Regions from separate parts of the Homo sapiens genome. Here region 2 is linked to region 1. The links are chromatin loops, found by intact Hi-C in ENCODE. Cell type or tissue: heart left ventricle. All regions are shown on one strand. Each heading gives the region's core, and the rest is flanking DNA. Links, peaks and the distances in the headings are about the cores only.

What was found. Peaks named below come from ENCODE experiments on the same cell type or tissue, not always from the same donor. Only the 100,000 strongest peaks of a DNase experiment are listed, where the experiment ranks them.
Region 2: it touches region 1 in a loop (2.0-fold over the local background); 4 of 110 quality-filtered maps call a loop at or near these places.

The regions. Positions count from the first base shown.
Region 1 is chr2:217,488,690-217,504,619 of GRCh38, forward strand. All of the region lies in intron 2 of DIRC3 (disrupted in renal carcinoma 3), which reads right to left. Among named protein-coding and RNA genes, the nearest start is that of DIRC3-AS1, 210 kb to the left of the region's middle. RefSeq lists an enhancer at 11,831-12,382. In heart left ventricle, for the core only: no CTCF peak of the experiment used is centred there; no DNase peak of the experiment used is centred there.
Region 2 is chr2:217,176,997-217,192,926 of GRCh38, forward strand. No RefSeq gene overlaps it. Among named protein-coding and RNA genes, the nearest start is that of DIRC3-AS1, 98 kb to the right of the region's middle. In heart left ventricle, for the core only: no CTCF peak of the experiment used is centred there; no DNase peak of the experiment used is centred there; H3K27ac peaks cover 1,660 bases.

The sequences.
Region 1 (15,930 bases), core at 3,727-8,726:
CAAACTAAACATCCATCAAGAGGAAAACTGATAAAAATATGCTTTCATCTATTCATACATGGAATTTTAAACATAAGTTAAGACTAGAGATACGTGTTCAATTTAAATACAAAACATTAAGAAAAAAACCAAGTTGCAGAACGATACACAATTATACCATTTATTTAACCACTTAATATATGAAAACAATGCTACATAATTTTAAGGACACATAGAGAGAGAGTAGAAATGTAAAGACAGACAAGAGAATGATAAAACTCAAAATCAATTACTGTTGTCCCTACTTAGAAATAGGGGAATGGGATGACAGATGGATACAGGGGATTTAAACCATATTTGTAATGTTTACTTTTAGGCTGGTTGGTGCATACAAAGGTATTCATTAGCGTACTCATTGCACCTTTATGTATGCCTGAAACATTCTGTAGTTTAAAAAATTAGAAAGGAACTGGAGTCTGAAATATGGCTGCTTGGCAAAAGATGGAGGCTTCAGTCATAATGAGGAATCAGACGCCCTTGCTGAATGCCCTCAACTGTTTTGACTTCTGGAGGGGCGGGCCGTGATTACAGCTGCGATTAGGTGACTCACCATAATTATGTTTTGTTGAAATTGAATTTATTGAAGCATGAATCATTCTGCCCAAGTCCTACCTAATTGCTCCAACACTGTGGATTGGAAGGATGGCGGAGGAGTTTTCCTTGGAAGTCATTATAGAACGAATGTGCTTGCGCACGTGCGTCCATCCCCGCACACAGTCGGCCACACTCACCTTACAGAAAGCCAGCAGCGCGGCCCCATCCTTTGTGATGACATGAGGTTGCCAGACAATCTTTACTTGTTTAGCTGTGGTTTCTTCGTCTCCTACCCCCTACTCTTCTTTGTGAGCAACTCACTATTTGGCCGTTTGGCTCCCCGGGGGTCTCTGTGCCTCAGACCGCAGGCCTCTCTGAGAGTTGTTGATGCCTCAGAGCGGCTGACTTGCAGATTGTATCCGTATTCCCCCAGCTCAGACCTCCCACCACCACTCAGCGGACAACTTAGGGATGCCCTCAAAGCTGCGTGCCTGCTGCAGAGCTGTAATTTAAATCAACTTGGGAGCTGTGACGAGGCAAAGAGCAACCTCAGAGGGTGGTGGGAACCGCTGGGACTCCTGCTCTGTGGCTCGTGTACAAGGAGGAGAGGGTGGTGGACTGTTAGAGACTGTGACTCACTTGCAATCTCATACGGGGAAAGAGTTCCAAGCCTTTCTCCTCTCCTTTCCCTAGCATGTGAAGATGGGGAGACCCATTGTTTATCTTCGTGTGATACAAATTGAACAAACAAAATGGACTGTTCCTTTAACAGGTTGACTGTAAGCTAATCATGATTTAAAAAAAAACTAACTGACTGTTTTCCTACCCCAAGATGGGTAGCAGAGGCAAACTCCATGGTCATAATAGCAATGACAGCAAACACTTTTACACCATTTACCATTTGCAGGCACTGTTCTAACTAACCACTTTACACATTTTAACACATTTAATCTTGACAACTTCATGGGTTAGTGTCTTTACTCGCCATATTTTCAGGTGAGGAAACTGAGGCACAGGGAGTTTAAGCAACTTACTAATAAATGAGGAGGTTTTCTGGCCCCAGACTCTGCTTTTAACCACTCCCCTATATGCTTTGCACATGGCAAACATGATGCTGAGTGCTTTATAAAATCATCTGACTCACTCCCATTTGACAGATGAGAAAACTAAGGCTGAGAGTTGCAAAGTAACTCGAAAAGATTACACAAATAGTAAGTAGCACAACCAGGATCTGGAGCTAATTGGACTGACTGCACATCTATCCCATCTACCCCATCTACCCCTTTCATTTCCAATGACCTGCTAGGTGTGGAAGCCCCAGCAGATGAGGAATACACAAGGCAGAGTAGTCATGAGCCACAGCTGATAGCATGGTAAAGCTGTATTCCAACCAGTAGCCCTTTAGCAGGTGCTCCCAGCAGGCTCCGGGGCTTCCTCATCTGCCTCCAGTTCAGACTAAGATCTGGTCTTTTTCCAATGACTCCATCTTCTTCTGAAGTTCCAATTCCATTGTTAAACACGGTAGTGGAACTGGCATTTAAAAAATCCATTCACTTTTTAAAAAAAATTTTTTAATCTCTACTCATTAAAGTCAACTGTTAAAGAGTAAATGCTCCAGGGAAAAGGTAACATTTTAAACTCATGTGGACAAACTTTTGGGGGAATGAACTGAGGGGTAACTGACAAGGACCCCTGGGTATGGATGCACAATAGGGACTTGAAGAGTCAAAGAGGAAATGAGGAATAAAGCTTCACTAACTCACTCACTGCCCAGTTGTCCCAGGGACAAGTCTGGGCTCCTGTCCGTCCTTTGTCTTCTGGTTTCTTCCCTCTAAAACACCACAGACTCAAAGGTGGCAGATCAGAGCAACTCTAGAGACCCTTGCAGATATGTCAGAGTGTCAAGGGCTCAAGGGCCAGTTCAATCCTTTCATTTTATAGACCAAAAAACAGAGACCTCAATTGCTACATGATTTGTCTATGGTTATACAGTTAAACGGTATGAAAACCAATAATAAAACTCAGAAATAATGGTCTTGAGAAAAATAAGCAGCCCTAAGCCACTGTAGGAATTTTCATATGTCCAGTCCTCTGATTTTCTCTCTTCCTGAAAAGCTCATTATTCTTTAGTAGCACGACAGAAATGTCCTTTACACAAAAGAGTAGAAGTGTCATGTGGTTGAGAAACAGGGTTTGGACTCATACACTCCACATTCCAGCTCCAGCTCTGACATTCATAGCCTGTGTTATCTTGGGGAAGTCACAAGTTTCAGACGCTCAACTTCCTCAACTGTCAAACAGAAAAATCATAAAACCTTTCTTATAGACTTGTTTCAATCATGAGTTAAATTATCATATTTGACAGCACCTAATACAGCTTCTGGTACATTTTTGGGGCTTAATGAATGCTTTGTCATTGCACTTTGATCAGACGAGGAATATTTGGGATGTTTGAGGAACTTAGTTTGATTTTCTATCCCAATGGACCACCAAGCCCTTGCCTTATTTTTTTTTAATCCCAAACATTTTTATAATTGAGTCATCTATTCCTGTTACCTTTTCCTTTTTCCAGCCTTTCAGTTTGGCATCATTTCCCAGCCTAACAAATTTATTGCCTATTTTATCATTCAGAATGGAGGTGATGGTAGCAATCACTTTTCACCTCTGAGTTTTACGGACACTCACCTATCACACTCCAGCTTTGGCCTCTCCCAGATGGACACCTATTCATTGGAAAGCAACATGTGGAATGAGCTGTGCGGACACTGGTATGTCTACCAAAGACCTCTGGGATTCTATTTCTCTCATGCTATTCGTCACAGTACCTGATGCCCTGGTGCTCACCTCCTTCTTGAAAGTTATGCCATCCTAACCTCCACCATTCGTCTTTTCCAATTATCCTCTCTTTTCACTAATGTCCTCTGACTTCTTCAGTTCTTGTTCTTTCCTCACCCCTTAGCCACAGCATCACTTGAGTTTAATACATATCCATCTGCATTAATTTCTGTGACTAGAACAGTGGCAATCCCACCCCCTTTTCCCCTATTTGGAGAGAGACATGGGAAGAAAACAGCTTCTCATTAAGGAACTTAATCAGGTCTTATTTAAGTAGTCGTCTTAAAGCTATGGCTGAGCCTTTGGCCTACAAAGTAAAGCTTAGACCTTAATATTAACAGCAAAGAGATATCCTCAAATACCCTCTATATGTAGAAGATTTTATGAAAATCTGAGGGAGAAGCAGGCCTCGTATAAATGTTTTGTCATTAAATTTTAAAAGAAGCATACTTTTTTATTAAAATTTTTTAAAGAAGCATACTTCATGTTTCAGTGAATAGATGGAAGTTAAAGGAAATCACAAGAAACAGAAGGGAGTAACATTCCAAGGGAGGCAGAAACATAGAGATAAAGGTAGCCATAAAAATGTAATTTTCTGAGATTTTATCTACACTACCCTAATTATAGCAAGAGAGTTGTACTATTCTTAAAAAGCAAAATATAGATTTAGGCTACTTCATCTATTTATATGACTTAAATTACAACAATTTTTAAAACTAGTACCAATATTTATACAACTCCAAAATAAATCTGTGGAGTTGATAGTATTCTTCAAGACATCCTCTTTGTCTATCATAATCTCACCCCCTTTCTCCATCTCCTGCAATGACACCTCAATTTGCCCAGTTGCCAGCATCAACTTGAAAGCATCTTCTCCCTCCTTTAGTCCCATATTCTTCATAGCTAAACTCTGCCAACACCACAGGGAGTGGGCAAGAATGACCACAGTAGATTCAGATGTAATCAGTTTGTTGCTTGGGATACACCATACTTAGCCTGTCAATCCACCTGAAAAAGGAACAATAAATTCCCGTCCTTACTTTTCCTCACCCAAATTAGCCCAAACAAATTAGATTGGTAGAACCATTTGTTCCCATCTGGTTTCCACAGGACATGTAGACTCAGAAAAGTTTTCTTTTTTTGTTGTTGTTGTTTGTTTGTTTTTGTTTTTAACTTTTATTTTAGGTTCGGGGGTATATGTACAGGTTTATTACATAGGTAAACTTATGTCATAGGGGTTTGTTGTACAGATTATTTCATCACCCCAGTATAAAACCTAGTACCCATTAGTTATTTTTCCTGATCCTCTCCCTCCTCCCACCCTCCATTCACCCTCAATCCGACAAGGTGGGAACCATTGGATGCCCATAAGCCTTCTGAACCTTGTATAATAAACTACTTGGGGCTGTCTTTTCTTTAGATCTCAGAAACCACAATGAGGAACTATTATCAGTGACTTTAGTCAGGGGAGCAAGATGGGAGTTTGATAGATCCCAATATGTGTTGTTCCTCTGTCTATGTGTTCTTCTTATCATTTAGTTCTCACTTATAAGTGAGAACATGTGGTATTTGGTTTTCTGTTGCTGCATTAATTTGCTAAGGATAATGGCTTCCAGCTCCATCCATGTCCCTGCAAAGGACATGATCTGGTTCTTTTCTATGGCTGCATAGTATTCCATGGTGTATTAATATATGTACCACAATTTCTTCATCCAGTTTATCATTAATGGGCATTTAGGTTGATTCCATGTTGCAAAGGTTCCTTAAGATTCCATCTTTCCTTTAGTTTCATAGCCTATTTTGCCCATTTCTCCCATTCCTCCTTTCTTCCATTTCTTTACCCCCAGATGTCCAAAGCAGCCTCCTGACTTATATTCTTGTTCCCCTTTCTTCCCCTCTCTTTAGCCTAATTCATTTAGATTCCAGAGAAACTGAGCCACATTTTCACCATTTGTTGGTCTCGACTAAAATCAAAAATTTGTCATTAATATGCTACCACATGTAAACAGGCAACAAAGTAAATGATTTTGACCTAAATATTTGAGACATTGGCTCTTGGTAAATACAAAATCTCCTTCATGTCATGAGGACATGTATTTGACCAGACATTGGGTAAGGGGTTGAGGAAGCTTTGTGTCATATTTTTGGGGAAAGACCACTATACCTCCATCGCTACATCATCTGAGAATTTAGAATAATCTGTATCAGAGACTAGATGGTCAAAAACTTAAATTGCAGAAGATATAACATCACTTTCTGTGCACCTATCAGTGTGCATATGTAGACAATCACTTCCAGAAAGAGGGGAGACTGGGCAGCTGGCTGGATGTACTGGGACATATTGAACCATTTTTTGAATGTTTGGGGCTTGGCAAATAAATGCATTGTGCCCGAAGCACCTTTTTCCCTTCACTTAAAACCCATGTGTATTGGAAAGGAAATTTAATTCTTATGTTTCTGATTTGCCCACATTTAACCCATCAAAATCCAACTTGGTGGGAACCATTGGATGCCCATAAGCCTTCTGAACCTTGTGTAATAAACCACTTGGAGCTGTCTTTTCTTTGGATCTCAGAAACCACAATGAGGAACTATTTTCAGTGGCTTTAGTCAGGGGAACAAGATGGGAGCTTGATTTTGCCCTCAGATTTCACCACAGCCAACAAATTCTAACTTTGTTCAGATGCATTGTCACGCCTTGTATTTACTTCTTGCCAATAACCTGAGGTCTAGTAACCACTGTTTTTGTGAAAGTCAAACAATATGGACTGATATTCAACTCCAAAACGGGCTGAGCACTGTGCGGGTCTCTCTCACTGGGTCTCAATGTCCTCACCGGTGTTAGGCAACTCACTTACCTGAACCTTTGAGTAACTCTTCTTCCCTCTGCACAGTCTAATTATACAGGAGATACTGTTCACTCATAAAGGATAATGGATTAGGATGAAAATATTAAAAAAAAAAAAAAGGAAATAAGATCCTGTAAATGGGCTGAATGTGGTGGCTCATGCCTGTAATCTCAGCACTTTGGGAGGCTGAGGTGGGCAGATCACTTGAGTCTAGGAGTTTGAGACTAGCCTGGGCAACATAGTAAGACCCCCCCATCTCTAAATAAATGAATAAAATTTTCAGCTGAAAATAAATTTGCAATAAATAAATAAATAAAGAAATATAAAAGGTCCTATAAATGCAAAAAGATCATTATAACCTATACACTGACAACATGGATTATGGGAACATTTGCAGAATATGACTGAAGTTCACATAATCTCTATACCCACCCAGATGTGTGTCTTTAGACTACTTCAAACCTAATGTGGAAATTGAGATTGTGTTTGGCCAACTTAATCACCTACATCAGTCAGAGGAAGATGAAAGAAAAGTCATAACTAATATGCAAGCAATTATTATCCAAATTTGGCTTTTTATTTCTAAGAACCATAGAATTAAATTCAAACATTTAATCCCTCTCTGCTTGGGCCTGTTTCACCAACATGTGGGACAAAGAGGCAGAAAACAATTTATTTCTAGGCCACCTGCCGCTGTTTTCTTGCTGAACTGGATACGTGGTAGGAGAAGAAGCCAGGTGGTCTGACCTGTTCACAAGTAATCAGGAGCTAGCTGTTCTTCCTGCAGCAGAAGCCAGAGCTCAGAATTTCCTGACCCATGCCCACTACATTCTCAATGTGGTGTTTCCTTAAGATCTGAGTGCTCATACACATCATTCCCGGAGCTCACATGCCTCCCTTTCAAGGCACATTGTGTCTTTCTTCCTGAGTCCCACAACAACATATGAAGGGGAAAATATGGGTATAAAAGTCTTTTCCCACCTTTCCATTGAGACCATGGTGATATTTATGCCCCTTCATTTCATCCAGAACCCAGCTCTGGGACATGTGGCTATGAAACCTTCCATCATTTTAAGACTTTTGAAAGTACAATTTCCAGCAGAACAGTGGTTTTTATTGTTTCTCTCTCGTTTCTGAGCAATTTAGGCCATCTAAAGAGAAAGACCTGAAGTTTCTCTTGTCAGTTCAGCCCAAAAATGAGGGGAAATGATCATTTGAAATCCAGAAAGAGAAAAAAAAATTAAAGAAAGAAATTCTTGACTTGGAAGAGATTACATATCTGACTAGAAATAAAATGGGATACAGTGAAGTTAAAAACATGAATTCCTACCACATTATCACTAACATGAGCTGTTCATCCTGAATTGCCTCCAGCTAGGGAGCTGTGGTAGGAAGGGTACTTAAGGCTTTGAAATCAGGTCTACCCAGGTTCAAATCACAGCTCTGCCTTTTCCTGCCTCTATCCCCTCATCCTTATAAGTGTCAGCTGAAGAATGATGAAGTCATAATTTTGGAAAGGAGATCTTTATTTCTCATAAACGGTTGTAGCCTGCAAGGTAGCCATTCTGACAGGCTGGGAAGTGTAGCCTCCAGCCAGAAGCTGGAAAATGGCACTTTGGTGGTGGTCGGGGTAGGCATAAGACAGGAATTTATGCTGAACAGCTTGGCTAAGCATACATATTCAATAAACTATAGGAGAAATCATGAATATTTATGAAAGGAGTAATATGCACAGGCACAATTGAGCTCCATGCCTCTTCATGGGTGGCATGTTCAAAAAATGATGGCATTACTATTTAAAATAGTAAGGACTTGGAACTAACCCAAATGCCCATCAATGATAGACTTGATAAAGAAAACGTGTCACATGTACACCATGCAATACTATGCAGCTATAAAAAAGAATGATTTCATGTCTTTTGCAGGGACATGGATGAAGCTGGAAGCCATCATTCTTAGAAAACTAACACAGGAACATAAAACCAAACACTGAATATTCTCACTCATAAGTGGGAGTTGAACAATGAGAACATATGGACACAGGGAGGGGAACATCACACACCGGGGCCTGTTGGGGGGTGAGGGGCAAGGGGAGGGAGAGCATTAGGACAAATACCTAATGCATGCTGAGATTAAAACCTAGATGATGGGTCGATAGATACAGCAAACCACCATGGCACATGTATACCTATGTAATAAACCTACATGTTCTGCATTATGTATCCCAGAACTTAAAGTAAAATTTTAAAAAAAAAAAGATGGCATTAGAATGATCCAAAGGTGCAGTTTTTGACTTTCTAATATCAAAAGGTAAAGCACAGAACATGTAAACCCTCACTGTGCACCCTCTGTTGATGCCAGAACCACTCCATGGTTGGTGGTCTCTTATTAGGAAGGAATACATTGTAAAACTGGTGAGTTATCATGTCAAAACTGCAAAGAGAGGGAGAGAGTCCTGTCACGGCCTCAGATAATTGGCTAAAGGTAATAAAGGAAGGAGTCATCCCTTTCTTGTTTTCTAGAGCTGATTTCTGCTTACTCTAGGAAAGAATTCTGGTTAAAGGTTAATAACGAAGGGGCATACTGGGATGTGTCTGACCTCCCATCTTGTCATGGCTAGGAGCTCAGTTTTTAAGGTTTATCTGGGGTCCCCTTGGCCAAGAGGGAGTCTATTCAGTTTTTTGAAGGACTTAGGATTTTATTTTTATTTCTCATGAGCAACAAGGCTTATGATCTATAAAAACAGGGAAAATAATACCTTCTTCATAGGGTTGTCATGAAGATTGAATGGACTATGAATTTAAAGTATCTGTTACAGAGTTGAAAGGTCACAAATGATAGCTATAAAGTATCTAGCCCACAAACCTTGCTGTTTTTCCTGGAATTTTCATTGGTTACACCTTCAAGTTAAAGATTGAAAGTTACTATTAAAAGTCAAATATGTGACCTAGAAGAAATAACAGCAATCTCTTTCAGTGATTATCATCTTGGTATATGTTAGCACCTAGCCTAGTTATCTGATATGATAGGGGAATAAGATAGAGAGATTTTAATGGCTAGAAGGAAAGGGAAAAAAGCTTAGAACATGGTATGCTGAGACAGCAAATTCAAGTGGGCAAGAATCGTTGACACTCCAGGAAGTGGGATGCCAAATGAGGGTGGGAAGCCAGAGGAGAGGAGAAGAGACTTTCTGCATGAGAAGACATTTCATAATTTTGCCTAGGAGCCCAGGAAATGTGATTGCCACCACCAATTTATGCTTGCCTCACTAATATACCACCTCCCCCAGGCAAGTAACTTTGCCTTCATCTGCAAGTCTGCCTGGAGCCTCATTTCTTCATGAAGCTCCTCACAACAATGTACATGGTAGTGAGGCAGGAGAATAGAGTCTGGAGGCAGAGAACCTAAGGCTGTTTCACGTCGACTTCCTAGAACTAAATAGGAAGGAAAACCCTAACTTTCCATGCCTAAGTAACAAAAGGACCAGAGGTTACTACTCCCTTTGGCCTTTTCTGCCCGGCAGATGGGAAACTGGCTGTCCGCAGCAAATCATACTGAGTGTGGGTAGAGTCTTTGTTTGCAGCTTTGTAACTTCACTCCAGTCTCTGAGTGGTTGCTGTCCACAACCAGTCAGACTGATTGCAGGTGGAGTCTTCATTTGTGTAGAAGTATATAACTTTGTAACTTCACCCTAGCCTCTGATTGGCTGCTCTTTGCAACCAATCAGATGTTTGGACAGGAGTGTGACCTTCGTAACTTCATTTCAGTCCCTGGTTGGCTGCTTTCTGCAACCAAACAGACTGATCGCTGGCTACCACTTCATTTACATAAGGTGAGCATAAAGTGGTCAATGGGAAACTTCTAGCGGGTGTTTGGACCCAAGAAGATTCTGTCTCCGGGCCCTTGAACAGCTGCTTGGGTCCGCTCCCACACTGTGGAGTGTACTTTCATTTTCAATAAATCCCTGCTTTCATTCTTTTTTTACTTCGTTCTTTCTTTCCTTTGCTGGGCATGTTGTCCAATTCTTTGTTCAAAACGCCAAGAACCTGGACAACTTGCAGTCACAACCCTCTACCGGTGACAGTAGGAGTAGAATGAATGAGGTCGGATGATCCAGGAACTCAGTGGGAGTTCTAGACATCCATGCCCAACAGACATCATTCTTAGCCCTCATGAACCAGAGTCTTTGTATTACTCTTTTGTGACAAATACAGAGCAATCGAGTTTCACTCAGAAACCTTAGACCAGTCACAAAATATAAAATGACTGGTTAAACCTCACTGCCTAAATGACGAACATTGTCATTGCACCTGCTTCAGCAGGACGGGGAGAGGAGGCAACGGGATTCTAGCAGCACAGGGAGATTAACGGGCTGGGATAAGTGATAACTTAGTGATTGTTTTCTGGAAACTGATAAATTTGCAGACCACATGGAAGTTTCACCTGCCTCAAAACTTGCACCAGTGCTCAATGCCTCTGAGGGTGGGAGCACTCGTTAAAGACATTTACCTGCAGGTGTTTTAATACAGACACTGCCTTAAGTGATGTATAAAAGTTGATAAAAACAATAGACTAACCAAAAAGCTTAAAAGGAAAAGCTAGACAATGAGATGTCTGCAGGGCTTGGAAAACTCTAACTTATTCTTGGAAGTCTAGAAGGCCACACCTATGCATAGGGCTGTCCCTATGCTCAGGAAAGATCTGAGAAGACCCTAGTTGACCTTGAGGCTCTGTGCAAGCAAGAAATAAATGGAATCAATACCAATATCTATCAGTTGATGGGCAAACAAATTTGTAGTATACCCACACAATGGAATAATATTCATCCTTAAAAGTAATGAAGTACTGACACATACTACAGCATGGATACACTTGAAAACATTATGCTAATTAAAAGGAGAAAGAGGCCACACACACACTGTGTGATCCACTTATATGAACTGTTCAGAATAGGCAAATCCATAGAGACAGAAAGTATATTAGTTTATGGGGCTATGGAAAAGGGACAATTAGCAGTGACTGCTAAAAGGTATGGGGTTCCTTTTGGGGATGATGAAAATGTTCTGGAATTGGATGATGGTGTTGGTTGTACAATTTTGTAAGTAGACTAAAAGGCCCCGAATTGTATACTTTAAAATGGTGGGTTTTGTATTATGGGAAATTTTATGTTATATAAATTACATCTCGAGTTTGAGTTTCTGTAAAAAAAAAAACAAAAAAAAACAAAACAAAAAACAAAAAACAACGCCAGACGTGGTGGCTCATGCCTGTAATCCCAGTACTTTGGGAGGCCGAGGTGGGTGGATCTCCTGAGGCCAGGAGTTCAAAACCAGCCTGGCCAACATGGTGAAACCCCATCTCTACTAAAAAATACAAAAATTAGCTGAGCGCAATGGCAGGCACCTGTAATCCCAACTACTTGGGAGGCTGAGACAGGAGAATCACTTGAACCCGGGAGGCAGAGGTTGCAGTGAGGCGAGATTGCGCCACTGCATTCCAGCCTGGGAGACAGAGCAAGACTTCGTCTTAAAAAAAAAAAAAAGGCGGGGGTGGTGGTGGGGAGTAATGGAGGTTGGAGTATTTCTTCTCCTGCCTCTTCCTTTCCATTTTAGCCCACTCTGGCAGCAGGCATATATTTTTTTCTAAATGTCCCACTAGGCAATTTCTTCTTCATAGCTTCCATTTTCACTAGACTCCAGTAACATTGTTTCCTCTCCTTGCTGCTTGGTCTAGAAGTGGCAAGGTTTTCCACCATTGTTATTCTCTGGTGGCCTCAACTTCTTTCTTTCCTTAACCCTTTTGACACCACTGGGAATAATGTGACTTCATTAAAGTCACAAACTATTCAGTGAATTGTTTCTTGATGGGCCTCTGACTGCTACACAAGTGTTCCCAGCTGTTAGTGAAGCCATGTTCTTTGAGGCTCTGATGCTCTGGAATGAGAGCTCCTATGCAGGATGACAATATGGCAATAGAATTTTTGAGGAATACTGGTGTTTTCTAATATACTACTCTCAACCCCATTGTCATCTCATTCTCTATTCTCTTGGGAAATTGCTTCTCCCACAATGGCTTCAGCTATCACCTGTGTACCTATGACTATTGAACTTGAGGTTTTTGTCTCTATGTGGATTAATAAGTTCTAGACACACCTTTTCAATGTGTGCTTAAGTTTTCCCCATGAGTGGCTAATTTCAACTCAGCAGGAATACTTTTCTCTGTTTTAGTGAATAGCACTATCATCCAACCCTTCACTCAAATTAGACACCTCAACATTATCTTTAAGTCCACTCCTCTCTCATTGTCCAAATGGGCTTCAAATCTCACACTTCAGAGATATTTATAAGGAGTATCAATTCCCCTGCTCCTTTCATTGTATATCCTTCGCACCTCTAAATGTCCTCACTACTACTAGTTTCTTCTTTGTTCAAGACATTCCTTCTTCTTCTGTCATCTTTTTAAGAAATCAATTTAATCATATTGCTCCCCTGCACAAACCTTTCCTTGACTCCTCACTGCCTACAGAATAAATTCCAGACTCTTTAATAAGTTACCCAAAGCCTTCCCAAGCTGACTGCAGCTCATCTTTCTAGCTCTTCATTGAACTTCACACACCATACGTACAATTCTTCATTTCCTAAACATTTCCTGCTTTTCCATGCCTTTGTGCATTTGTACATCTCATTGCTTCTGAGTACAAAAGCTCCAATGTTGTTGATTAATCTGATAAAATATTCTTTCCACAGGTCTAAAACAATTCATTTACTCATTCAACAAATCATTATTGATAGTACAATATATGCTGAGTACTATGTTGGGTGTATAGTGGGGAACAAGATTGTTCCTCGCTATAGTCCTGTGGGTCTCTTCTCCCGTAGTACCCAATGTCTACTGGGGACATAAATGTTAACTTGGTAGTCTCTGAACTCACTCCATAATCATAATCACGAATAAGTGCCATGAAGGAAAATTATAGGGTGCTATATCAGGTCTTTTCTGAAGCCCCCAGGCTAAAGTTACTCGTTCTCCTCTGAGTTCCCATAGTGGTATATTTAACTGCTGTTTGATCATGTCTGCCCCAATAAGATTTGAAGTAGAAATTGGGTCATGTTTTAATCTACAGTGGCAGGCAACATTTTTGGCCTGAAGTGTATGCATAGGGGATGACTAAGTGAATAAATAAATTAAATAAACAGTTTTAAGCAAAAGATTGACTTTGAAATTGTCCTGAAAATAATGAGAGCAATAGTCCTAAGAGTGTTTATGGATCCCAAAGCTTCCCTTACTAGCAGACAAATCTTCAAAGTTTTCTAAGGAAATATATCTTACAAGAAAGTATGCTGATGAATTCAATGTTTCATTGACTCACTAATTTAGGACATTCTCCTTTGAAAAACTCTCTCAGGATTTTCATTTTCATCTGGAATGAAATGCGGACACCCATGAATCTGGACAAGGCTACTGTATTTGTGGGGTACTTGTCTGTTGATTGCTACCATCACAGGCATTGGCCACCCCACATCTGGTTTATTGACTAAACCTTTATACCTCTCTTATTCATCCATTTTTAACATTTCACCCTTTGTGTGCTTGGGTTAATTTTTCATCTGAACCATTGAAATGAAAGTTTTAGACATTACGACACTTCATCTGTAAATATTTCATTTTGTATCTCCTAAGAACAAGGATATTTTCCTACACACCCACAACATCATTATCACTCTCAAGAAATTTAGCATTGATGTGACAATATTATCTAGTATATAGTAAATATTCATATTTTCCCAATTATCATAATAGTGTCTTTTATGGCTGTTTTTCTAAATCAAAGATCGAATCTAGTATCATAGGTTACAGTTATTTGTTGTATCCCTTTATTCTTCATTAACAATTCCCTCACTTATTTTTTTTTTTTTACCTTTTGTAAGAGTGAGATTTTTGCAGCACTCAGGCCAACTTTTTTGTAGCCAGCTCTACAAATTTGGATTTTTCTGATTGTTTCCTCATATTTATTTATTTTTTAAATTGACAAATGAAAACTGTGTATGTTTATTATGTACACTTGTTGAAGTATGTATACATTGTGGAATGTCTAAACTGAGATAATTAACATATGAATTATCTCACGTACTTATCACTTTTGTGGTGAGAACCCTTAAAATCTACTCTCTTAGCCATTTTCAAGAATACAATACATTATTATGAACTATAGTCACCGTGTTGTACAATAGATCTCCTGAACTTAGTCCTCCTATCTGGCTGAAATGTTGTATCCTTTGACCAACATCTCCCAACTCCTCAGCCCCAGCCCCTGGTAACCACCAATCTACTCTCTATTTCTATTCATTCAACTTTTTTAGATACTACATGTAAGTGAGATCATGAAGTTTGTCTCTTCCTATGCCTGGCTTATTTCACTTAACATAATGTTGTCTAGGTTCATCTATGTCGTTACACGTGACAGGATTTCATTCATATTTAAGGCTATTCCTTTGTGCATCTATACATATTTTCTTTATCCAATCACCTGTCGATGGGCACTTAGGTTGGTTCCATAACTTGGCTATTGTGAACAGTGTTGCAATGAACATTGGAGTGCAGATATCTCTTCAAATAATGATCTTGTGTCCTTTGGATGTATACTCAGTAGTGAGATTGCTGGATCATATGATAGTTCTATTTTTAAGTTTTTGAGGAAGTTCTACACTGTTTTCCATAATAACTGTATTGTTTTCTCATATTTAAATTCTAATTACGCATATTGGCAAGAATATGACAAGTTTTGTTGTGTCTTTCTCAGTGCATCACATCAGGAAACAGATAGATTATCCCAATCTATCTGATGACTGCTTAAAAAGGTGTTTACTAGATTATTCTAATGTAAATATAGCTTTCTCTTTTGCAATCAGTAAGTCACTTGTGAGGTTAAACTTTATATGACTATCTTGTGACCCAACAACCTTTCACCAGATAATTTTTAAACTCCGTCATCTGCAACATTCGGCTAGCATTCTCTGTAAAGAACTCTTCTTCACCCTCCCACCTAGTCTTGTTTTGCTTGTCAGTTTGTTTTTGAAATCATTAGTTTTTAATTCGGTGCATTAAAAGGCATTACGATCATTATTCTTTTTGATTCTCAATTTGTCCCTAATTTGACTAGTGAGAATTTCTTCAAGCTGGCTCCTGTGTTTACTTGATATGTTCTCGTTAGTTATTGAACATTTTCTTGGGACAATAAAATATTCTCCCAAAATTGCACTTTTCCTTCCTCAGAGACCTGGAATATCTTTTATGGAATGAACTAAGAAACTTAAGTGTTTAAACCACGAGTTTATTCTGAAACCTTCAAATTGAATACAGCGAACTCTTCATCTCCTTCCCTTCCATATTCACAATTCCCTTCCCTCATGGCGGTTAACAACATCTAATATTGACTTAATTCTCTTTCCTATAATTTGCAAAAAGTAGTGTGGGAATTACTACACCAGTACCATAACCAACAACAAACATATAGAGTAAAATTTAAATTTCTTTTCAGTTCTTTTTTGCACTAGGCTATATCCCACGAAACATATTCGGTCAGGGTATTGCGTTGAAAATCAGTTTCTGTGTGGGCTGTGTTGTCGGTTGTATAGTTGGGTTCATTTGTTTCTCTTTGTGTTCAGATTAGAGT
Region 2 (15,930 bases), core at 6,016-11,015, 310 kb before region 1:
TAGTACCAAAGACCAAAGATCACCCATAACAGATATAGTAATAATGAAAAAGTTTGAGATATTATGAGAATTACCAAAATGTGACACAAAGATATGAAGCGAGTTTGTAGTCCTGGAAAAAAACAGGGTATATAGATTTGCTGGTTGTGGGGTTGCCACAAACCTTCAACTTGTAAAATATTCAAGATCTGTCAAGTGCAATAAAGTGAAGCACCATAAAATGAGCTATGCCTTTTGTTATTTTTGCGAAAGAAGTGCCAGGTTTAGGCTTGTTTGAATTGCCACAACAATAAAACCCAAAACACAATTATGTCTGTGTTTGCTTAGATTGATGATCAATGGTTATTCCCAGTTTACTGTTCTCACAGGGGAAGTGCTGTCAACTTTGCTATCAAGTTCAACATTATGTTCTCCGCAACAATACTGTGCCTATCAAAACCTTTGGGGGGTGCTGTGGTTTGAATGTGTCCTCCCGAAAGCATGTGTTGACAACTTAATCCCCAATGAAACAGTGTTGAGAGATGGGGCCTAATAGGAGGTAGTTTGGGTCATGAGGGTTCTGCCCTCATTAATAAATTAATGTGGATTATAAAAGGGTCCAAGGCTGTGCATTTGGCCCACCCCCATAACCATCTCTATCTCTACCTCTTTCTCTCCTTTCCGCCTTCGGCCATGGCATGATGCAGCAAGAAGGCCCTTACCAGATGCTGGTGCTCCTCAATCTTGGACTTCTCAGCCTTCAGAACTATGAGAAATAGATCTCAAATCTTTATAAATTACCCACTCTCAGGTAGTCTGTTGTAGCAGCATAAAACTGACTAAGGCAAGGGGTTTCTTATTCCCATGCTTCTCTTTCACTGTCTTGTGTATTTTTGCTTGTTTCAAGCATATCCTTTAAGCCATCTGTTTTTAATTACTGATCTGTGTTCCAGTTCAAATCTACTTTAATTTTTTTTCATTTTTAAAGGTAGATAAATCATGACAGTAACATAACTAACAGTTTTCCACACATTTGAGTTATCAAGGAAATTGCTAGGCTAAGAAAAAAAATATACATATGCATAAATCTATAAGCAACACATTAAATCAAGTACAATCCTGGCAGGAAGCTAAAAGGATTCATGAAAGCCAGTGGTATTTTCGTTTTTGTTTGTTTTTCAGTCAAATGTAAAGAAAAACAAATGCTGGTTTGCACAATGAGAAACTCAAAATGTGTTTAGTAGACATGCTACAAACACACACATACAATCAGCTGATCAGGTGTATCAGTTAGCTATTGGTACATAACAAATCACCCCAAAACCTAGTGGCTTAAAACAACAACCATTATTTAGCTCTTTATTCTGTGCATTGGTAATTTGTGTTGGGCTTAGTTGAATAGTACTGCTGGTCTTGCTTGGGGTCTCTCACAATGTTGCAGTCAAATGGAGGCCCAACTGGGACACTGAGAATTTTCTCCTTTCCATATATTCTTAAGTCCTCTCCTCTCCATCTGGCCTCTCCACATGGTCTTTCCACATGGTCTCCCCAGCAGGGTAGTTGGACTTCTGACATGATGGCTCACAGTTTGCAAAAGTGTGAGAATAGAAGCTGCCAGGGCTTCTTAATGGCTAGATTCAGAAGTCCTACATTGTCACTTCTGCTGTATTTCACTGGCTAAAGCAAGTCATAGACCAGCCCAGGTTCAGTGTGGAAGTGGAACACATAAGAGCATGAATACCAAAAGGCATGGTTCACTGGGGCCATTTTTGGAAACTAAAAATCACATTATCTATATTGAGGTAAAATTTGTCTTTGTTTTCTCTTGATTCTCTCTACATTCTGTGTAACGTGGAATAGATCCATTTTATGTGACAGGCTTTCAGATGATTTGAAATAGCTCTGATGCTTCCCTTACCACCAAATATCTACGTTAAATGTTCCCAGTTTTATCAAACACACCTTACATGACACAGTTTTAAATTTTCTAATCACTATGGTCATTCTCATATGGAGTCTGCCCCAGTTTATCAGTGTCCAAATAAAAGACTGGCACTGGGCACTGAGCAGAACTGTTTAAGATGAAAGGACAGTATGTAGTAGACAGAATAATGCCCCCCACCCAAGATGTCCAAGCCCTAATCTCTGGAACCTATAACTCTTTGGCCTTATACAGCAACAGAACTTTGCATATGCCATTAAGGTTATAGACCACAAGAGGAGGCAGGTTATCCTGGATAGTCTAGGCAGACACAGTCTAATCACATGAGTTCTTAAAAGCAGAAAATCTTTCCTAGTGACAAAAAGAGAGATGTGGTGATGGAAGAAGGGTCAGAGAGACATGGTGTGAGAAAGACTCCACCTTCCATTGGTGGCTTTGAAGATGGAAGGAAGATGGCCTTGAGCCAAGGAATGCGGCTTCCTTTAGAAGCCTGAAATGGTCCTTATCATATAGCCAGCAAGAAAATGGCGACTTTGGTGCTTTAAACCCAAGGAATGGAATTCCACCAACAACCAGAACTAGCAGGAAATGAATTCTCCCATAGAGCCTCCAGAAAATAATGCAGTCTGCCAACACCTGGATTTTAGTTCAGTGAGACCTATACTGGACTTCTGACCTTCAGAACTGTAAAAAAAATAATTTTGTGTCGTTTTAAACCACTAAATTTGTGGTCTTTTGTTAAGGCAGCAACAGAAAACTAATACCGTACTCCATGATCTCTTTTGAGCAGGAAGATAATTAAGGCATCCTATATTTTGGAGAGGAATCTGACCTAGGCGTGCCTCAGCTTTGCTGGCAATAACATTGTTGATTCATGCGGAGCTTACATTCAACAAAAACACAAAGTCTTTTTCACATAAGCAGCTGTGATTGGAAATGTTTTACCCTTTAATAATCAAATGCAAAATGGTACATTTAGCTCAGTTCATTTTCATCATGTTAGATTCAGTCTATCATTCTAGCCTGTCAAGATATTTTGGAATCTGGTTTCTGTCATCCAAATATTTCAGCCATCCCCTCCCAGTTCTGGATCATTTCAACATCTGACCTGCCCCATCACTGAACATGACCTGCAGGTTCCTTCTGACATCCTGGGGTGACGCTGTTCCCTCCACTCTAGTGCTCATGTGTTGAACTCCCACTTCTTATGGAAAGCCTGTGTATTTTCAAAGTGCAGCTCAAATTCCATGTCTTTCATAGAACCTTGCCTGATAACACCAACGGGAAGTGCTTTGTCCCCACTTCTACTCCATATGAGTTTCTCATTTGCACCATTGATATGGTAAAAATTGACTTATATGGTAACTATCTGTTTACATATCTTTTCAATTGTAGGCCTTTTGAAGACAAGGCTTGTCTTTTTCAATTTTTATATCCCCTAAAGCCACTGGCCTCATGCCTAGTACATAATAGGTGCTTTATGGAAAACAATAATCCATTTAGCAAGTCCTAATTGAGCCAAGATGTAGTACTCTAAAGCATTCATGTTTTCTTTAAATGGGTTGAGAAAAATACATATGCAAGCAAGTACATCATTGCAAATAAGGAATTTGATGCACAAGCAGAGGTTCTTTTTGGGAAAAATTATGACTTAGAGCACTATGTGTGTACTTCATTGCTTGTGAGAATGCAATGTCATATGCCTGAAATTATAAGGCTACTGTATCTTGGGCTGTCTAAACTGGGCTTTAACTCAAGCACCTAGCATGACACCTAAGACGGAGAACACATTTAATCCATTTGGCAATTTGTTTAACTGTGATTTGTTAAAGGACCAACTCAGCCATTTGTCTCACATTAATTCAGCATCATTTCAATGCCATTGGCAATGTCAGCACCAAGCTTTAAGCATAGATGGATAATGAATCAGTTAGGATAACATCACCTGTCAACTATAGAAACCCCCAAGTCAAATTGACCGAAGTTGAAGGATGTTTGTAGATAATACGAAAAGAAATCCAGAAGGAGGCCAATTTTAGGGTTGGCTCTTCAATCACTAAATAATATCATAAAGACCTCTTTACTTCTATCGTAAGAGTCTTTGTATTTTCTGACCTGCTATGCTCCAGCTAACTCCTCTCAGGGTGCCAAGAAGGCTGCCTCATTTCAGCCACGGCACCTTTTGGCAGAACAAGAGGCTGCATCATGAAGTAAATGGAGGGATCTTTTCCGCAAACCTCCCAAAAGACTTCCTTCCATTTATTAGTGCTAACCAAAAGTGGGGGCACATCCCCACTCAAAACCAATCGCTGGCCAGGCAAAGGAATCACCATGCTTGTGATGTGAAACATATGGTTTCGTGGAGAAGGGTATAATTCCCAATCTACCACGGGTTCTGTTAGAAAGAAACAAGGGGGTGAAATGCTGAAAAGGCAACCAACAAAATCTACAGTCACCAGTGCCAGTAACTGAACCCAAACTATATATATTCCTTTTTTTTTTTAATAATTTCTATTTTTCTTGCTGTCCCCTTCTCTGAGTCAGCCATGCTTTTGTTAAACTATGTTGAGAAGTTAAAACTTACTGGTATCATATCAATATTAATTACTTTTATCCTAAAGTGGAAAAACACACAAGTACACACAGACATACACAATTGTTGTTTGCCAACCTCATTCTTGCCATAGTTTTTGAAAATGAAAAAATCTTTGTCAGTTGCCAACCTCTTGAGTTTCCATCCTGTGTCAGAATTTATTCCTCTGGCTTCCAAGTAGAGAATGATGGCTTATGGCTCAGATGAAGCCCTTGAAATTGGGATCACTTAATGGAAACAGACATTTACCCTTCCAGATAGAGTCAAAATGTTTAGCCCACAACTGAAATTTAACTTCTTTTTGTAATTTTCAGAGTCTGCAAAATGGAATGTAAGTTTAAGGAAATGCCCTTGAAGCTTTTTTTTTTTTTTTTTTTTTTGGCAAAGAAAGAAATGCAAGAGATTCCTTTACTATTTTTAAATTTCTAAAAATGTGTCTCTTTTATTTTAACGATTAAATCAATAAGCCAATCTTTACCATTCTTAAATCACCGCACAAGCTTGCATTTGCAAACACATTGTACACTTTTTAAATAACTTTTATATTATTTGATATTTGGTTCTCAAAATAGCTACATAAGGTAGGTGGAACCAGTCTTGTTATCATTGTAAATGGGAAAAGTGAGTTTCAGAGATGTTAACTGACTTGACTTGAAGTCACACAACATGGTAGTGGCAAAGCATGGCCTGGTGGTGAGCTATTATAATTCTTAAACTACATTTCCCTAATCACAAGTAGTTATATGATAATGTGTTCTCCTTTTTTTTTTTCCAATTATTTGAGTGAACAGATCAAATATCAAAAAGAACCTCCAACTTGTGGGAATTAGGAAATTCCACAGAGGATTATCAAAGTTATAGTAACTACCTTTCCTATTGGTAGGTTTGAGTATTGAAAATAGTCACTTGAGGCCAGGTGCAGTTCCTCACACCTGTAACCCCAGCACTTTGGGAGGCCAAGGCGGGTAGATCACCTGAGGTTTGGAGTTCGAGAGCAGCCTGGCCAACATGGTGAAACCCTGTGTCTACTAAAAATACAAAAATTAGCCGGGCATGGTTGCACATGCCTGTAATCCCAGCTACTCGGGAGGCTGAGACGGGAGAATCGCTGGAACCCAGGAGGCGGAGGTTGCAGTGAGCCGAGATCTTGCCATTGCACTCCAGCCTGGGCAAAAAGAGTGAAACTCTGTCTCAAAAATAAAATAAAGAAAATAATCACTTGAAAAAGAGAGGGTCATTTCACTCTTGTTTAGAGGGAAACGATAATTTTAAGGGTCCCATTTGAATCTAAGTTTTGCATGTTGAGTCTTTGAATGAAATGAATGCATATTATAGGGGAAAGTCTGCAGTCTCACTTCCTATGAGACTATATGTGTTGGATCTTTGACTTGTGCACATTAAGGTGGGCGTTTCCTTTCTTCCTTCCTTCCATCTAATCATTTCCTGGCTATGTGTGCAATTCTGGAGCCACTTTCACACTGCAGAAGTTCAACCTGCAGATCTTTGGAAAGGGGCCTTGATTCTCCTTTGCTATTTTAGCAGCTTGTGCCTTCATCTCCAGGAGTCCTTATTCATTCACTCTAAGTTATAGTTTCCACATGAAGTCACCTGATTTGCAATGAGTGTCTTTCTGCAGTAATTAGCTCCCCACTCGGGGAGAGCACAGCTGCACATTAAGTCCAGTTGATCCAACATCAACACATGGCTCACTGCTGCACGGCAGACATGAGCTTCCTACTGCACCTACAAACAAATACACGGATCCATTTTCTTCCCCAGAAACCAGCCTGAATACAGCCTCCTGTTTTTCAAGACACGGAATGTGCTGGCAGCACCAAAGCCGAGGTTATTCTTGGTTTCTGATCTATTTCCCCTCCCCTCTTTTCCCATCTACGTTTGCTTAGAAGACATATCATGTCATGAGCAGTGCCTGCTCTTTGCAGACTTTCCTTTGGGGTTATTATTATTATTAATATTAGTATTTTAAATCTCTGGTAGCAGTTGGCTCTGGTGCCTTTTGTGCATTTGGAGAAGTGTATAGAGAGGCAGGCAGATTGGCCCCACCTCATGGAGGTGTCAGGGGAAGAAGGACTCAGGGGGCAGAGGACACTCTGAATTTCACCTGCTGTGCTCTGGTCTGGAGATGGTCCAGGGCCAAGTGCTCAAGATATGCTGACCTGATTTTGTGCAGAGCAGCTCATTGAAAAAGAGACTAAAGGCTGCATGTCAGTGTGCCAGATCAAGAGCACATGGAACTGAGCTCAAATCAAAAATGACAAGAAGATAAGATGCCAAGTTCTGATGGAAGGATGTATGCATGTGGTGTAGGGGCATCAGAGTTTGTATATAAGGCACCGTGTAAAGAACTAACATTGAATATTAAAATATCACTGTTTCATATATTTAGCTGTATATTTTTAAGTGACACAATAGTGATTATAACCTCCATCTTCCTCACCAAAACATATTATTTGGCTCTCCTGTTCAACCAAACAGTTTTAACCAAATAATAAAAACATACCCAAGTTCCTCTGGAGCAGGCTGGAGTCATCTAGCAGATAGTTACACAGTCGTGCATTGCTTAAAGACAGGGGCCTGGTTTGAGAAATGTGATGTTAGGCGATTTGTTATTGTGCAAACTTCATAGAGCACACAAACACAAACCTAAATGGTGTAGCCTACGACACACCAAGGCTATATGGTATAGCCTATTGCTCCTAGACTACAAACCCGTACAGCATGTTACTGTACTGAAAACTAGGGAATTGTAACACAATGGGTATTTGTGTCTCTAAGCAGATCTAAACATAGAAAAGATACAGTAAAAATACAGTATAAAAGATAAAAACTGGTACACCTACATGCCATGAATGGAGCTTCCAGGACTGGAAGTTGCTCTGGGTGAGGCAGGAGTGAGTAATGAGTGATTGTGAAGGCCTAGGACCTGACTATATACTACCGTAGATTTTATAAACACTGGACACTTAGGCTACACTTACAAGTATAAAAACTATTTTTTTCTTCAATAATAAATTAACTTTAGCTTGCTGTAAATTTTTTACTTTATAACTTTTTTAAACTTTTTAACTCCTGTAATAACATTTAGCTGAAAACACAAACACATTGTACAACAGAATAAAAATATTTTCTTTATATCCTTATTCTATAAGCTTTTTTACCATGTTAATTTTTTATTTTTTTATTTTTTATTTTTTTACTTTTTAAGCTTCTTTGTTAAAAATGAAGACACAAATACACACATTAGCTGAGGCCTACCTAAGATCAGGATTGTCAAAATCACTGTCTTCCACCTCCACATCTTCTCCCACAGGAAGGTCTTCAAGGGCAATAGCATGCATGGAGCTGTCATTTCCTATGATAACAATGCCTTCTTCATGTCTTCCTGAAGGACCCATCTGAACTTGTTTTACAATTCACTTTTTTTTTTTTTTTTTTTTTTTTGAGATGGAGTTTCGCTCTTTATTGCCCAGGCTGGAGTGCAGTGGCGCAATCTCGGCTCGCTGCAACCTCTGCCTTCCAGGTTCAAGTGATTCCCCTGTCTCAGCCTCCTGAGTAGCTGGGATTACAGGTGCCCACCTCCATGCCTGGCTAGCATTTTTAGTAGAGACGGGGTTTCACCATGTTGGCCAGGCTGGTCTTGAACTCCTGACCTCAGGTGATCCGCCCACCTTGGCCTGGTGGGCTAGGTGTGAGCCACCGCGCCTGGCCAACATTCTTTTTAGTAAGTAGAAAGACCATACTCTAATGATAAAAAGTAACATATAGTAAATATAAAACCAGTGACATCATTGTTTATTATCATTATCAATTATTATGTACTGTACATCATAGTGTGTGCTAGACTTTTATACAATTGACAGCATCGTGGGTTTGTTTATACCAGCATCACCACAAACATGTAATGTCTTGCATTATGATGCTATGATGGTGACGTCATGATGGGTACAATATTACCATGGCTACGATGTCACTAGGCAATAGGAACTTTTCAGCTCCATTATAATCTTATGAGACCACCATCATATATGCAGTCCATCATGGACTGAAACATTATTATGTGTTGTGAACCGAGTCTTCTCTTTGCTTTTTTCAGGGCATTTTCTATGTTTTGCTGGCCATTTTGGACTGGGATAGATTTCTCTAACTTCGGGATTTCTCCCTTTAGCAGTTTCTGATGAACCATTCATGCCTGAATTATGATGTGTAAAATGCCACGTTGGATTCTCCAAGAACCTGCCATTTGTCATGCTTTTCCTTCTTGGGCCATGCATTCATTTGTTATCCCAGAGCACTCTGGAATGTCCTGGGCTCTAAATTAAGGGATCTAAATGACTCCTCTAGAAAGAAATGTGGGGAAAAATAAAAGTTAATCGGCCTCCACTAATAGAGGCAGGGCAGGGCAGTTTCTCTATCACTTCTTTCTGATCTCAAAAGTGTTCCTCCCAGTACAAATGAAGAGAAGGAATTTAAGACCCCCTGGGCTTAAGAAAAGGAGGAGAGAAGGAAGACAGAAACGTGAGGGATAACTGCATGCCCTTGGGGATGTATGTCTGCAATAGATGCCATTGCCTCAGAGGAACCTTCCAAGGAACAATTCCAAATTACATTCTACTGAAACTAGGGTGACTATAAAATGGATCATCCAAATAGGACACTTTTAAAGGAAAGTGGACACTACTAGTAGTTATGTTAGACAATAGGCATAAACTGAGACTGTGCCTGCTCACCCATATCAGTGACCGAGTGGATGAACTTTACCCGAGAACCCACTCTGTGTCAGTGGCGGTGTCCGGCTGTGTTCATGTTCGGCACTCACCCAAGACATGTGAGTCCAAGACAGGGACATCCCTCATGTTGCAATATAAGAAATTGACACAGTTGGGACTTCAAGCTCTACTACCAAAGTTCAAAGTTTGGTTTTGAAATTTCAACAGTTATTAGTAGACCAACTAGGGGTAAAGGCAGACTCCTTCCTGATTCTGGAACAGAATATGAAGTACGTATGTAAAGAGAACTAATGTATGCGTTGGAAGGGGAGATGGCAAGGTCACATTACCATCTGAGTTTGGGTTTTTCTTACATGTGTCACTTGGCCCAGTTTTTATTAGTAAGTGGCGACAGAGTGAGAAGCAGGAAAATTTGATTCGTGGACTGCATTTGGTTGGGTTCCTCCCACACTCAGCAGGTCCAAGACCTACCCTGTTTTACTAAAGGATGCAGCCAGCTTCCTTTCCCCAGGGAATGCTTTCAGCAGAGAGAAGCTCAGTTATGGCTTATGTCTCATGACTTTTCCCTAATCTGCTTCATCCTAATCTGTTCTCAGGATATTAAAAAATAATAATCAGGGAGCATCCAGAGGCCAAGAATATCAAATCCTGCTTCCTCCAGCTTCCCCAGTCTCTGCTTTTCCACTAGAACTGGCTCAGAAGCTGCAGGACTCAATATCCCCCCTGCAATCAAGGCCAGGGATGAGCTGGACAGATTGGGACAGGTTTTTGGAAGCAGCAGAGGGGCTGATCTTTGAAAACAGAATGTACTAAAAGCAGTTCTTGGAAAGTCAAAGGAGGTTAAAACTGTAGTCAGCATCATTTTCTCCCTCGTGTAGTTAATGACCTTTTTCACTGACGATTCATGGGTTAGATGTGAACATCTGTCCCACAGTGGGAAAAAGATGAATAAATATCTGAATTAAATTAGGACCAGAAGCAATGATCATCAGTCATTTACTGTTTCTTCATTGGTTTATATTACATTTGTTCATCCACTAATTCATTAGTTCAAGTGTCAATTTTTTATTCTCTGTCATGTGTTCCTGCTTTTTCCAAGTTTATAGCCTGGTGCTGGGGTGGGGGGTGGTGAGTGGGAGACGCAGACAATTAAATGGACAAATGCATAAAATGATCCATAGGCTTTGATAGGAGTACAAAATAGTATGAGAGTACCTAACGTGGACTTCCAACCTAAGCCAAGGGGTCAAGGGAAGAAGTTTCTCAGAGAAAGTGACACACAAACTGATACCCATAGAATCTCATAGAAATCAGTCAGTCTGAGAGAAAATGAACTTAGAAAAAGTGCTCAAGGTCTGGGTGCAAGAGGACATGGCTCATCCAAGGAACTATAAGATGGTCAGTAAGACTGTAAGACAAGAGGGCAGGAGAATAGGAAAGGACGGATGGATAAGCTTTATTTCCTCTTTCGTTTTCTTATAATCATAGACTGTTAGGACTGAAAGGGATTTGTGGTCATTAACCCCTCCTCTTAGAAACTGGGAAATCAGGCCCGGCGCAGTGGCTCACGTCTTCCATCCCAGCACTTTGGGAAGTTGAGGTGGGAAGATCACTTGAGGTCAGGAGTTCAAGACCAGCCTGGCCAACATAATGAAACCCTGTCTCTACTAAAAATACAAAAATTAGTCTGGCATGGTGGTGCGTGCCTGTAGTCCCGGCTATTCAGGAGGCTGAGGCATGAGAATTGCTTGAACCCGAGAGGTGAAGGTTGCAGTGAGCTGAGATTGCACCATTTCACTCCAGCCTGGGCAACAGAGTGAGACTCCATCACAAATTAAAAAAAAAAGAAGAAGAAGAAAAAAGAAAGAAATTGGGAAATCCAAGACCAGAGGGTGAAGTTGACTTGTTCAAAGTCGTACATTTTCAAATTGGGATGCTACATAAACATGGATTCAATTGCCTGCTCCAAGTCTGATTTTCTTTTCATGATCTGGTAATTTGTAATTTTCCCTTTAAAAAAAAAAAAAGAATCGTTGAAGCCATAAAAAGTGTGACTTAGCATTCTTAGACTAGAGATCTGTTTAAAATGGTGGGGTGTGAGCTTACTGGAAATCAAGCTGAAAGACCTAAAGTTTTGTATCTGCAACCTTTTGATTGTTTTCACAGGATTTTGACTTAGCAAGTAATTTGGAAGTGTTTATCCTTTAAGTAAATGCATCTTTTGCTGTTTTAGCAATTTGTTAGAGCTTTGTCATATGCTAGCACCTCTGGCCAAGATACTTCATGCACAAAATAGAGGAAAATGTGTGTGTGTGTGAGAGAGAAGTTGAGAATTAAGCATATATATATATATATATATATGCACACACATATATACACATATATGTATACACACACGTATATAAATATACACATATATATTTTTTTTGATCAGAAGAGAAGATCAAGATGTAAACAGTCAAAAATGTTTAAATTACCCACTGCGTGTACCTTATAGGATGGTGAGAAATTAATGAGAAAGAGAGCGAGGGCTTAACTGATCTAAGTTGCAGGGGAAAGTGTAGGTCAGTCATAGGAAAAGGGCAGCAGCTCAGTTTGGTTGGAACGAAAGGAATATATAAGGAAGCAGTGGAAAATCAGCCTAGTAGAATAGTCCAGATGGACATAGTCCTGAATGTTGAATGTCAACATATTTGGTGGATAATGGAGGAACTACAGAGGTTTCTGAATGACAAAAAGGAGTTGTTGGTCCCTGAGAGCAACCAGCTGACCTCTGATAATTCATTGTCTGAGGCCAGGTCCCCTTCCCAGGGCCTGGTACCCTTGCCTCAATGTGGGGCACGTCTAGGTCAGAGCTCCACGTGGGGTCCTAGGCTGCGACTGCACCATGGCTCAAATTCCTCCTCTGTCCCATGCTGAATCCTTCACTCCCCACACATGTTGATCCTGAGCATGCTCCACAATAAACTCCTTCCTCACTACCTTCGTCTGTTCCTGGGAATCCAGATCTGCAACAGAGTGATAAACGGGTGGGCAGAGAGAGACCGTAAACCAGGATTCCAACCGATAAGCATGAAATGATGAGGGCTTTACCCCGGAGCTTCTGCTGAGTATCTAAAGAGAAGGAAAGGAAAGGGATAATGGGAATCTTCATCTCATCACTTTCATCTCTAAACCTTCTAGGAATGAACTTCTACCATTTTTTTTTTAAACTTCTTGACAACAGTGTTACAAATTCCTTTCTTTTTTTCCTAAAGACTTGGAGGCACAGTTTTCAAAACTGGCAGCATATCAGAACAATCCCAGGACTTTCAAAAAATGTAGCTTCGTGACTCTACTCCCAGAAACTGATTCAGTAATTGTCTGTGGAAGGGCCCCAGAAAAATGAAATATACACCACTGCTTTCATTTCTAAAATACACACTTCAAGTGCATTTTCTCATTTGATTCACATACACAGTCACACACACACTATCAAGATGTAGATATTATCATTATTATTGCCATTTAACAAATGAGAAAACTGGGGGGCTGATGAAAGTTTATCAACTTGCTGTAGGGCACCCAGATAAAAGAGAGACAAAGTCAAGATTAAAGACACTAGAGGCCTCTTGATGTTCTTCCCTCTACACCATACAGCCCCTTCCAGCTCTCAGGAGGCCAAGGTTCTCAACCTTGCTATGTGCTTACTCATTGCTCTCTGCCTTTGCTGAAGCTGTCCCTCAGGCTACCCTGCTCTGCTCCACAATACAAACCCTGAGAAATCTTCAGAACAAATCCAAGGTATGTATAAAGCCATTCAAAATGTTCTATAAGGCACTTCCAAAGTGGTCCTATTCAAGTGACGCTCGACCAGGTGCTCACACAGTATTCTCAGCTAACTCTGAACCCCAGGGAGAACTGGTTCACATGCATCCTTTGCCAGACCCCTCAGTCCATGATCAGGCTCATTTTCTTAGTTTAATTTTTCCTTTTATTCTTTTTTTGTGCCTTTTATTTACCTAACCCAGCTGGAAGCTCTGAGAGGAAAGGTATAGGCCAACAACACAATTTAACAAATTTTTCTGGCCCCTTTTATGTACCAAGTACAGTTGTTTCTTGGTATCCGTGGAGCTTTGGTTCCAGGACCCCATTGAATACCGAAATCCATGGATGCTAAAATCCCTTTTATAAAATGACGTAGTATTTGCATATCATTTACATACGTCCTGTTGTATACATTCAATCATCTCAATTACTTATAATACCTAACACAATGTAAATACTATGTCAATAGTTGTTATACTGTATTTTAAAGTTTGTATTGAATTTACATTTATGTTGCTATTTTTTATTGTTTTATTTTTCCAAATATTTTTGATCCGTGGTTGCTTGAATCTGCAGATGCATGACCTACAGGTACGGAAGGCCGACTACAGTGCTAGCAACACATGGAGGAATAAGACTGAGCCATAGCCCTCAAAGTACTCATAATCTCTCTCTCTTCCTACAACCAGTCACCCATTTTATAGATACTGGTTTGGTTTTGTGAACAAAGGGTTACATGAATACAGAGGAGGGAGTGGGTGAAATTATGAGAGTTGTTCAGAAGATAAGTTACTCAAGCAAAGTCTTGACAGGAAGTTGGTAAGATGATCAGTGAGCACTAGGTTCATATTCAAAAAAGGGAGACATTTTAAGAGATGTTTTTGTATTCAGACTTAGGAGCAGAGATTCATTGATTGATTCAACACACAGTTTTGGGCACCAATAATCCTATGGGTTATTATTTATGCCTCTCTCTTTCTTGCTCTCTATATTCAATCCATCGGCCAATCAAACCTCTTTTACCCTTTGCATGTCTTTCAAATTCATCTACTTTTCTTCAGTCCCATTACCACCTCTTCTCATCAAGACTTTGGTGATAGCTTGCTCACCATTCTCTTCATGCAGTATCCATGCCTGCAACCCTCCAATCCATTGTCTTCTTTATAATTGTAGATCTAACTTTGACTTGTAAATCTGAATTACATCTCCCCACTCTGCTTCCCAAGACTCTTAAGATAAAAAGCAGAATTTTAACCCAGCCCTACGTGGTCTTAGACATTTTGGCCATTCTCATTTCCCAGCCTCACCTAGCCCTTGGTTTCATGTCATCTTCGCTTTCTTCTATATTCCCTCCTGAGACACAGCCTTTGCACATGCTGCCCCCTCTGCTGAGGATGCGCTTTCCCATGATTCACCTCCCTCTTCTCCTTAACTCTTACTCTTCCTTCTGGACTCAGCAAAGGCATCATTTCCTTAGGAAATCCTTCCCTGAGCTTCTCTTACCAGATCTACAACTCCTGTTACTTGCACATGTAATGAATCCCTCTCCTGCTACTGTACAGCATTTATGACATTATAATTTTACATTAATTTAATTGCTTAAATTAAAGTTCATCTTACCCCCTCATTTATTAAGTTATACAAAGGCAAGGATTTTGTCTGTTTTTGCTCACCAGTGGACTTCCCAGAGTTCAGCAAAATGCCTGGTAGAGAGAAGGCTCTCACATACTTGTTAAGTGAATGAATGCATGAACCAATGACTGAATTAATGGACTGATACCTGTCTGACACAGTCTGGGTCCTGGCATTATAAGGGTGAGCAAAGGGGACCCAGTTTCTACTTTTGTGGAGCTTCTACTCTACTGCTGGTTCATGGAGATTGAAAAGTCAGTGTGGCTATTTGCAATTTGGACAGGTTCTCCACAACTCTTCCCTGACCCCCTTTCATTCATCTTGTGCTGGAGATTTCAGGATTTAGGGTAGTTGAAATTACAGTTGTGTTTGTTTTCCAACACTTTCTACAATGCTCTGTTGCCAGGCTTCAGAAAGAACATATCTCTTTATGTGCAGAAAAATTCTGTAATGAGCATGTATTGCTTTCTGGTAACTGCACATCCATTTTCCCTTCTTGCCAGAGTTCCTCAGTTTTCACGTGGGGTGTCACCTCTCCTATATGCTGTGTTCTCATGATGGGACTGTCTGTCAAAGGGTGGGCATGTGGCCCAGTTAGGCAAATGGGCCTCCCTCTTATTAATAACACTTACTGATTTTTCCTAGTTGGGGCACTGTGGGAAAACTGTAAGTGGATCCAAGGGCCTTTCCTTTCTGAGTCGTTCTATGAGCCCTTGAATCACTTCTCTTCTTCAGTCAATGTAAGTATATTTCTGTTGCTTGCACCCAGCCCTCTTCAATCAGGGTTCCACTGGAAGAGGACTACTGCCTGCAGTCCAAATTTAGTCACCGCCTATTTTAGTATGTAAAGTTTTATTGAAGCAAAGCCATGCTTATTCATTTACATAATGTCTACTGCTGTTTTTATGCTACAAAGACAAAGTTGAGTAGTTGCAACAGAGACCATATGGTCTGCAAAGCTGAAAAGATTTACAGAGAAAGTTTCCCAACCCCTGCAGTAGAGAGTGAACCCTCAATCCCTAAGACATTCATTGTAAGTAATCAATTAATTTCTCTTCTATGCATCTGGAATGGCACTAGATAAATACTACCCTTGGGAGAATTGAGAGCATCATTAAATCATTTTCTGTAGGATTAAATTTTTGCATGAAACATTGCTTAAGAAAGAATGCTTGTACCTGAGAAATCCTACATGTTCCACCAATTGTTTTCTGTCTAAGTTTCTAGAA